3 separate regions of the Homo sapiens genome follow, and regions 1 and 2 are each linked to region 3. A link is a loop called in an ENCODE intact Hi-C map of the cell type or tissue named here. Cell type or tissue: heart left ventricle. All regions are shown on one strand.

Region 1 (2,500 bases), 63 kb before region 3:
TCCAGTAGAAGACCCTAGTCCTGGGGATAGACCAGGGAAGCAAATACATACGCTGGGAAGAACATAGAAAGTGGCAGACAGGAGACTAATACAGGTGGGACCGGTACAGAGAGGAGATGGGTATTGAAAAAGTAGTTGCTTGGGGTTACACTCAGGTTTTTTTTTTTTTTTTTTAATGTAACAAGTACCACAGCTCATTGTAAATATAACTTTGCTATAATCCAAAGTATTGTGAATACTCAAAGATAGGCTTTTGAGAACTTCTGTTCCTACCAATTGCATTTCAGTTTTCTTCTTTGTAAATAAAAAATTACAAACAAAACATTCAGGTTGAATTAGCTAATCTCTAAATTATCTTCTCAATTATACATACCTATAATTCTATGAGTATTCAAAAATATAATTAATAACTTAAGTGAGGGCAAAGATTTTTTTCTGGTTTTCTTTCTCCAATTAAGTCAATACCTAGAGCAGTACTTTACACAAAAAAAATTTCTTAAATTTGAAAGAACGTTGTGCATGGGAAAATAAAAAGTGGGCTATTGAATTTACTCTCCTCTGAATTAAGGAATAAGATTTAAAAATATTTTTGTAATATATGACATGAAAAGGGGATAATAAGTTTAACTGGAAACCTGTAGATTTCATAACTATTGTAAGAAAACTATGATAGTAGTAAGTCAAAGACATGTCTATTGCTAATTTTCAAACAAATTTGCTTTCGGTTTACTTGGCTGGCCCTTGATCTTGCCTTAAAGGAAGAAAGGAGGTGGACAGAATCCTAAGACAAAATGTTTATGTTTTAATATTAATTTTAATTAGCTTTAATTATTTAAAAAGTCCATTATACAGTATCATCCTGTGGACGACTTTTTACCACATGATGGTATAATGTAGGAAATTTTGATTTAAGTAAGAAATCAAGAATTTCAAGTTGTCTTTTTTAGAGCCGAAATCATACTTGTTGTTATCCTCAAGTTGTAAGACCAAATTTTGCCACTAGGTGGCAAGAGTTGCAAGTTGAAAGGCAGTGGTGTTACCAGACATGAAGTATACTGGCTGATGCGTACCTGTATACCAGCTTATTTTTGTGTGCAAGTATATTAATCTTAGAAACTCTTACTAGGAGAAAATAAATTTTATTTGGGTCTTTACTTCTGAAAGCCATATAATAAAATAGAAAACAGGCATAAGCTCTTAGAATAAAGAAAAGAACAATAGTTTCTCTTAATTGCAGTGATTGGATATTGAGCTAAAACATTAGGGAGCATAAGTAAAGTTAGCCTTAGGCAAAACTGCAAAGTGGTGGTTTCATTCTCCTCTCTGGTATCCCCTAGGAATCAAAAGAGATGGTTTTCAACTTTCCTCATTCTCTTTTAGAAAGTTCCCTCTCCCAGCTGCTGCTGTTCCTGCTGTCCCAGCTGCTCCATTGTGGGCACTTACCACACTGATTTTTAATTCTACCTTCATCAAAACATGCCTATTCTATGTCTCATCCTTCTGGAGTCAAAACCTTGAATGCAGGCTAATCAAAACACAAACCCATTTCCATATTTTAATAAGGACTTCAGATTTAATGGAGAAGTAGCTCAATTTTGTTTCATTGTGTTACTCCTCTCTTAGTAGATACACTACATTTCCAAATGGGTTCTGTTAGTCATGATCTGAGCAGGAAACAGAAGGCACGCTTGACAGATGGGGTAACTGGAGAGAATTTAGTAAAGGAACTAGTTAGTGAATTCCCTAAATGAAGAGCTCAGGGACATCAACAAGTGATAGGGAACCACTGTGGGACTATTCACAGTGAGAAATTATTACCATTCCTTGCCACGGAGTAGACACCTTCCATAAGGAGCTGTGAATATAGAGAGAAGACTGCAGCTACTACAAACCTGAGGCGCCCATGGGGAGTGTGTGAGGGGGATGGTGAGGATTAAGTATTCTGACTTTTCTTTCCTTCCACTGTCTGTCTGGTTTCCTGAGTTGCTCTTTATTGGGAAGATCTTAACCAGAAGCCGGAGGGCAAGGGAGCCTTGAGATGTGGTACACAGAGATCAACTCTTTGGGTCCAGAACAGGAAGAAGAAATTAGAGACTGAATCTGGAAGGGCAAATGAGAAAATCCACCCCAAGGGAACTTTGATAATAGTGCTTAAAAATGGCCTTTAAGTAGGGAGTTTCAACTGACCAGGCTTGTTGGCAAGTGGGCCTGAATTTATCACTCAGATCACATTAGCTGGGCAGATCAATGTTCTACAAATGTATTTTCTCCTGTCTTCAGATATACTTGGTAAATATCACATAGTAAATATCTATTAATTTATGATTGTCTTTGCATACCAACACATAACTAGGTGGTTTGTTAGGATATTTGATCCTAAAGATCTTGCAAGTGCTTTCTCTCATCTTCATTAGTGGTTTTTAATGTAGCAAAAAACACAATACTCTATCCCCCATAATTCTAAAAAAAGAAGCTTTGGGAATGCAAAAGTAAACACAAA
Region 2 (2,500 bases), 660 kb after region 3:
TCTACTTCTAAGGGCATTTGAGAGAAGGCTTTAGAAAGCAGTCTGCACATGCTAGAAGAACATGACACCCTCCCATGGGTAGCAGTTGTTCCCTATGACATATTTTTTTAATTGGGGGCTGGATTGGGAACTCAACAAGAGAATGTTGCTATATAATCCACTGTGATCTGAAAAAACATGCACAAAAATGGGAGTTAAGAAATAAAGATGTTCACCAGCTCAATTGTTGAATAATTATTATTTTCATAAGTTCACTTGGGTAATCTCTAGTTCCAGTTTTCCATTTCTAAGAAGAGAATGCTAATGTAACTCGGAAATTAGGTAATTAAGAGAAAGCTTATGACTGCCCAAAAATATGTAGCTTTTGCTACATATGGCTTTTTCCCAATTTTATTTACATCAGTCTGAATAAAGCCTTGCATTTATCAAGTGGCAGAAAAGACATACATAATACACTTTTTAACTTAACAAAAGACCTATATTATGCTGTTCTAAAATAATTTTATTTACCTTTTTAACCAAATCAAAGGCACCCAATGCCACAAAGATATTTTCAGCTAATGCTAGTGTCTTCAAGTCAGAGAGCATTTGTAAAATTGTGTATTTTTAACAGTATAATTTTTTTCTTTTTTAATTAATTTTTTAAAACTATTATTATACTTTAAGTTCTGAGATAGATGTGCAGAACGTGCAGGTGTGTTACATAGGTATACACATGCCATGGTGGTTTGCTGCACCCATCAACCAGTCATCTACATTAGGTATTTCTCCTAATGCCATCCCTCCCCTAACCTCCCCACCCCCAACAGACCCCAGTGTGTGATGTTCCCCTCCCTGTGTCCATGTGTTCTCATTGTTCAACTCCCACTTATGAGTGAGAACATGTGGTATTTGGTTTTCTGTTCTTGTGTTAGTTTGCTGAGAATGATGGTTTCAGTATAATTTTTATCCCACTCCTGATACAGTGCCAAACAACCTATTGTTTTTCTAATTATCTTAAATCAGACTCTGAAATCCAAGTCACCAGGATGTTGAATAAATAAAGCTTCAATCATACCCATTATTGTCTTTCCTTGCCTTATTTTTCCACCCTGGGAACTAGGGTTGTGTTAAAATTTCATAGAGAGGATTCTCAGGTCTTCAACTCACACTTGGCTGAAATGATTAATGTCCAAGCCACATACTATCCTGATGACGGATGGTTTTGTTGCCTCTGTGCCAAGACCACTAGGGTATTTGGGCCTACATCCAACCTTGGAGCCCAGAGGCGCAGGGGCTGACCTCAGAATTGTACCAAGCCACCATTCTCCTCCACATCCTGTAACCTCCCAGGGGCATTTCAAGCACCGCTATTCCAAGGTCCTGCCAAAGCTTCCATGACTTGCTAGTCTTGGAGAGTATGTTTTCTTACCCTGATGTCAGCAACTTTGCTCTGTATCCCTCAAGGCACTTTTTTTATTTTTGTCTCCCCCTGTATCCCAAATAAATTCACCCTCCCTGAGCCTTTATAAATACAGTGTTGAGGTGTCTTTCTTGAGAGTTTTTTATTACTAATTCACTCTAATACATGTTTTTATTTGCTTGCTCTGACAGTTTTACATAGTTGTCGGTTGCTTCTTGTAATGAAAGAGACCAGATGTTTCAGCATTCTCATTTTATTTTTCTCCCAATTCGAAAAAAATATGCTTTTTATTTCATTGTGACCCTTTTGAGAAAATTCTGTAGCAGGCATCAATATAAAGCAAGATTCTCAATGTTAAGTCCTAGGGATTATAAGCAGGCATTTTCAGACCTTGGCATTCTAACGTACTATCTAGAGAGATGTTAACTTACTTTTCAACTCCCAGCAGCATTGTTTTGTAAATTATCTTCCTTTCAACTGCTCTAAACACTTTGCCACTTTAACCTTTTTTTTCTTTTTGGTTCATTGTAAATCCTTCATTTATTTACATCTTATTCTTTTCAATATTCCTTCACTTGCTTTAGGCAAATGTGTTTTGAGTTTCTTCAGATTAAGAAAGAATTATGCTATCAGTTGCCGGTGTTCCTTAGCCTGTCCCAGGGAGGGGTGGTCTGCAAGGTGGATTTCCACACATTCTACAGTATTACCTCCACTCTATCTCCTCTCTGACTTGACTCTTAATATTGTATTCCAAAAAACTATAGAGAGAAGGAAGATCAAGATAAATTATCCAGAGTCTAGAATTAAAGAAAGTTGGTCCTGGTGTAGCAGCTCCTTCTCAGTCCTGTTTTGAGCTTTTTGACTGATTGCTTTCATTCCTGTTCTGCCATCTCAGTGTCCATATGGAAGTGATTGTTTGCTTTAATTATAAAAGAAAATAACCCAAAAGAAATAGCAACTAAGTAAAACAGCAAAAAAAAAAGTTTTCTTTGATGAGAGAAGGTAGGTGATTTAAAAGATTAGTCTATCAGCAGAAAACAAGCTCTGTGTTACATATGAACTGGGGACTATGTCTTCCTAGAAGTTATAAAAAGGATC
Region 3 (2,500 bases):
GATCCTGAAAGGGAGGTTTGTCATGGGCGATGCATGGAAGTGGTACACATTGCTTTTGCTCACAGTACTGGATTCTGATTAGAATCCCGTTACATGGTCATACTTGAGTCAATGTTGGCTGTAAATGTAGTCTGGCTATGTGCTTAATAAGAAGAGGAAATGGTTGGTGAACAGTTAGCAGTCTCTGCCATAGTGATATATGTAAAGGGCATAGACTACTAACTAGCACCTGGCAGATACTTAATAAATATTCTTTTCTGTTTGTGTCTCTAAGTTCCTTCAAACCTTATGTAAATATCAAAAGTGTTTATTTGCTGGGATCAGACAAATGACATTTAAAATGGAATATATACATTTTGAAGCCATAAAAAATATATACTTTTTAGCTCAGGGGTCTTCCTTGGTATTCACACAGCACTTGCTTTGTGCAAAGGTCTTGGATCACTGGCAATCAAAACTAGAGTTCCTAGAGGCATTCAATGAATGTCTGTTGAATGCCTACCTGAACAAATATACCTCTCTCGATTTTAATAAAATACCATGACTGAGCCAGGGGGAACTAAACTGGCTTCCTAGAGACTATTGCCTTGCTGTCTAAGAATCGGTATTTAACTTTTACTTACTATGGGAAATGGTTGTATTTATAACCCAAACTTAAATTAAAATTTTAACTAAGTGTTAGCTAAAATTTTCCAGTTAATTTCATTGTTATTGAATTATTTCTTTGGATTTATACTTTGAGGCTGGATACATGTAAAAACTATTGATAATTTCTGCTTGTTGAAATCAGGCTTGTGAGAGTTCTTGCAAATTTATAAAGATATGTTTGAATCTTAGTTTTTCTTATTCTCTTAGGCAACTCATACTACACATATGGGCCTCGACTATTTAATCAATAAAACCAGATGAGGATAAAGACTAGGTTATATACTCATAGTGAATTTTAAATGGGGTAAAGAATGTAAAACAATGAATACATTTTCTGGCATGTAGTAAATACTCAGTAAATGGTAATTTTCTATTAATATTAATAGCAATAATGATAGTAATAGCACCATAATACTAATAATGGAAAAATAATAAACTATTATCAGGGAAGGGCATATTTTTCTCAGAGGCACACTGTAGATGTGCAATAGGATGATTAACCATCTTTGCCTCCCTAGAACAACACAGAACAAGGTTGGAATATGCTTCCCGTTATGCCAAGGGCAAGGTTTTGTTCTCACCTGAGTGTTTTGACACTGCATAATTTGATAGTAAACAAATTATGTCACGTTTGGCGTGTACTCCTTCATATTTTTGAAAAGCCACTAGAGGGTGCTACTTTGCTAGAAAAATACAAGTACTTCCTTACAGTAACATTTTCAGTCTGCAGCCGCGACGTCTGATGTTAGGGACTAGAACTGAGATCTCTGCTGTGAGTATCCGGATACAATTTATTCATTTTCTTTCGCTTATGTAGGAAGTAAATAGGAATAGCTTAGGTAAGCTACAAAAGTTGATTCAAATAAAATCCTAGTCTTTTATTTCAGTAAAGGTTCATACCCATTCTATTAGGAAAAAATTGTCAATATTTCTTACTAAACAAAATTGTGAGGGTAAATGACTTTCTTATGAGATATAAGCTGGCTTTAATACGTGTGCTGTGTTTTTGCTAGACTTCTGTTGTTTTAAGTTTGGTATAAGGATATTATTCTGTCTTTGGTAGTTTTTAATTATAAGGGTTAGTGAAAATGAAGATCATTTTGTATGATTTTGCTCTCTGAAAAATAATGTTTCAGTGAATCAAAGGTCACAAATATATTCAGGTGGCTGAGGTGCAGGTAAACTAAGCCTGTGACCTTCCTTTTTGTTACTCTGAGTGTAAAGTAAATGTTATGTTGGTGAGAGGTTGTGTTAAGCGTCAACCTCAATTATGAATAACGGCCTTTAGTCTATAGCTCATACTCAATGGCAAGTGCATCTTTGTGGAGGCAATTATCTAAGGATGAAACATAGTCAGCATGGGTCGAGTCAAAATATTTCTGCAAATTAACCATTGTCTTTTCAGCTGACCATGAGGTAATGAGATGAAAGAAGATTGTCAGTAGTTGAGTGAGAGGAATAAATATATGGGAGACATAAAGAATCCTAGTTGTGTAATAGATGTGAATTATACAAAACCTGGATGTTCTCATTTTTGATCCCTGATAGAAGAGTTAGCTTCCTGAGAGATTTTTGTCCTACTACGTATTACTTCAAAAATATAAGAGTTGGGGAAAAGGGTTTCTGATTTGTCTTCCCTTAGTGAAAGGAACACTAAAAAGTTTCAGACAAAATTATCTGAAAGAGTCTAGCTCCTCAAGTCTTTTGAGTTTCCTCTACCCTAGGTAACTAATCAAGTCTGGGTTGTACTTGATGATTAAACAAGAATTTGGTCACTGGGGTGGTGCATGGGGTGTGTGTGTGTGGTGTGTGTATTTCACACACTCACATATGTCTAATTACAACTTTAAGA

Evidence for each region. A loop is a pair of places that touch in the nucleus more often than their neighbours do. Peaks named below come from ENCODE experiments on the same cell type or tissue, not always from the same donor. Only the 100,000 strongest peaks of a DNase experiment are listed, where the experiment ranks them.
Region 1: a loop joins it to region 3, with 18 times the contacts of the local background. A loop is called at or near these places in 12 of 110 quality-filtered maps.
Region 2: it touches region 3 in a loop (2.9-fold over the local background); 11 of 110 quality-filtered maps call a loop at or near these places.

The regions. Positions count from the first base shown.
Region 1 is chr4:85,083,588-85,086,087 of GRCh38, forward strand. No RefSeq gene overlaps it. Among named protein-coding and RNA genes, the nearest start is that of WDFY3, 120 kb to the left of the region's middle. In heart left ventricle, a CTCF peak has its summit at 998 (motif pointing right); no DNase peak of the experiment used is centred here.
Region 2 is chr4:85,806,470-85,808,969 of GRCh38, forward strand. The region is part of intron 3 of ARHGAP24 (Rho GTPase activating protein 24); the gene reads left to right. Among named protein-coding and RNA genes, the nearest start is that of MIR4451, 85 kb to the left of the region's middle. In heart left ventricle, no CTCF peak of the experiment used is centred here; a DNase peak (open chromatin) is centred at 1,272; H3K27ac peaks cover 1,516 bases.
Region 3 is chr4:85,146,352-85,148,851 of GRCh38, forward strand. No RefSeq gene overlaps it. Among named protein-coding and RNA genes, the nearest start is that of WDFY3, 180 kb to the left of the region's middle. In heart left ventricle, a CTCF peak has its summit at 1,314 (motif pointing right); a DNase peak (open chromatin) is centred at 1,380; H3K4me3 peaks cover 847 bases; H3K27ac peaks cover 296 bases.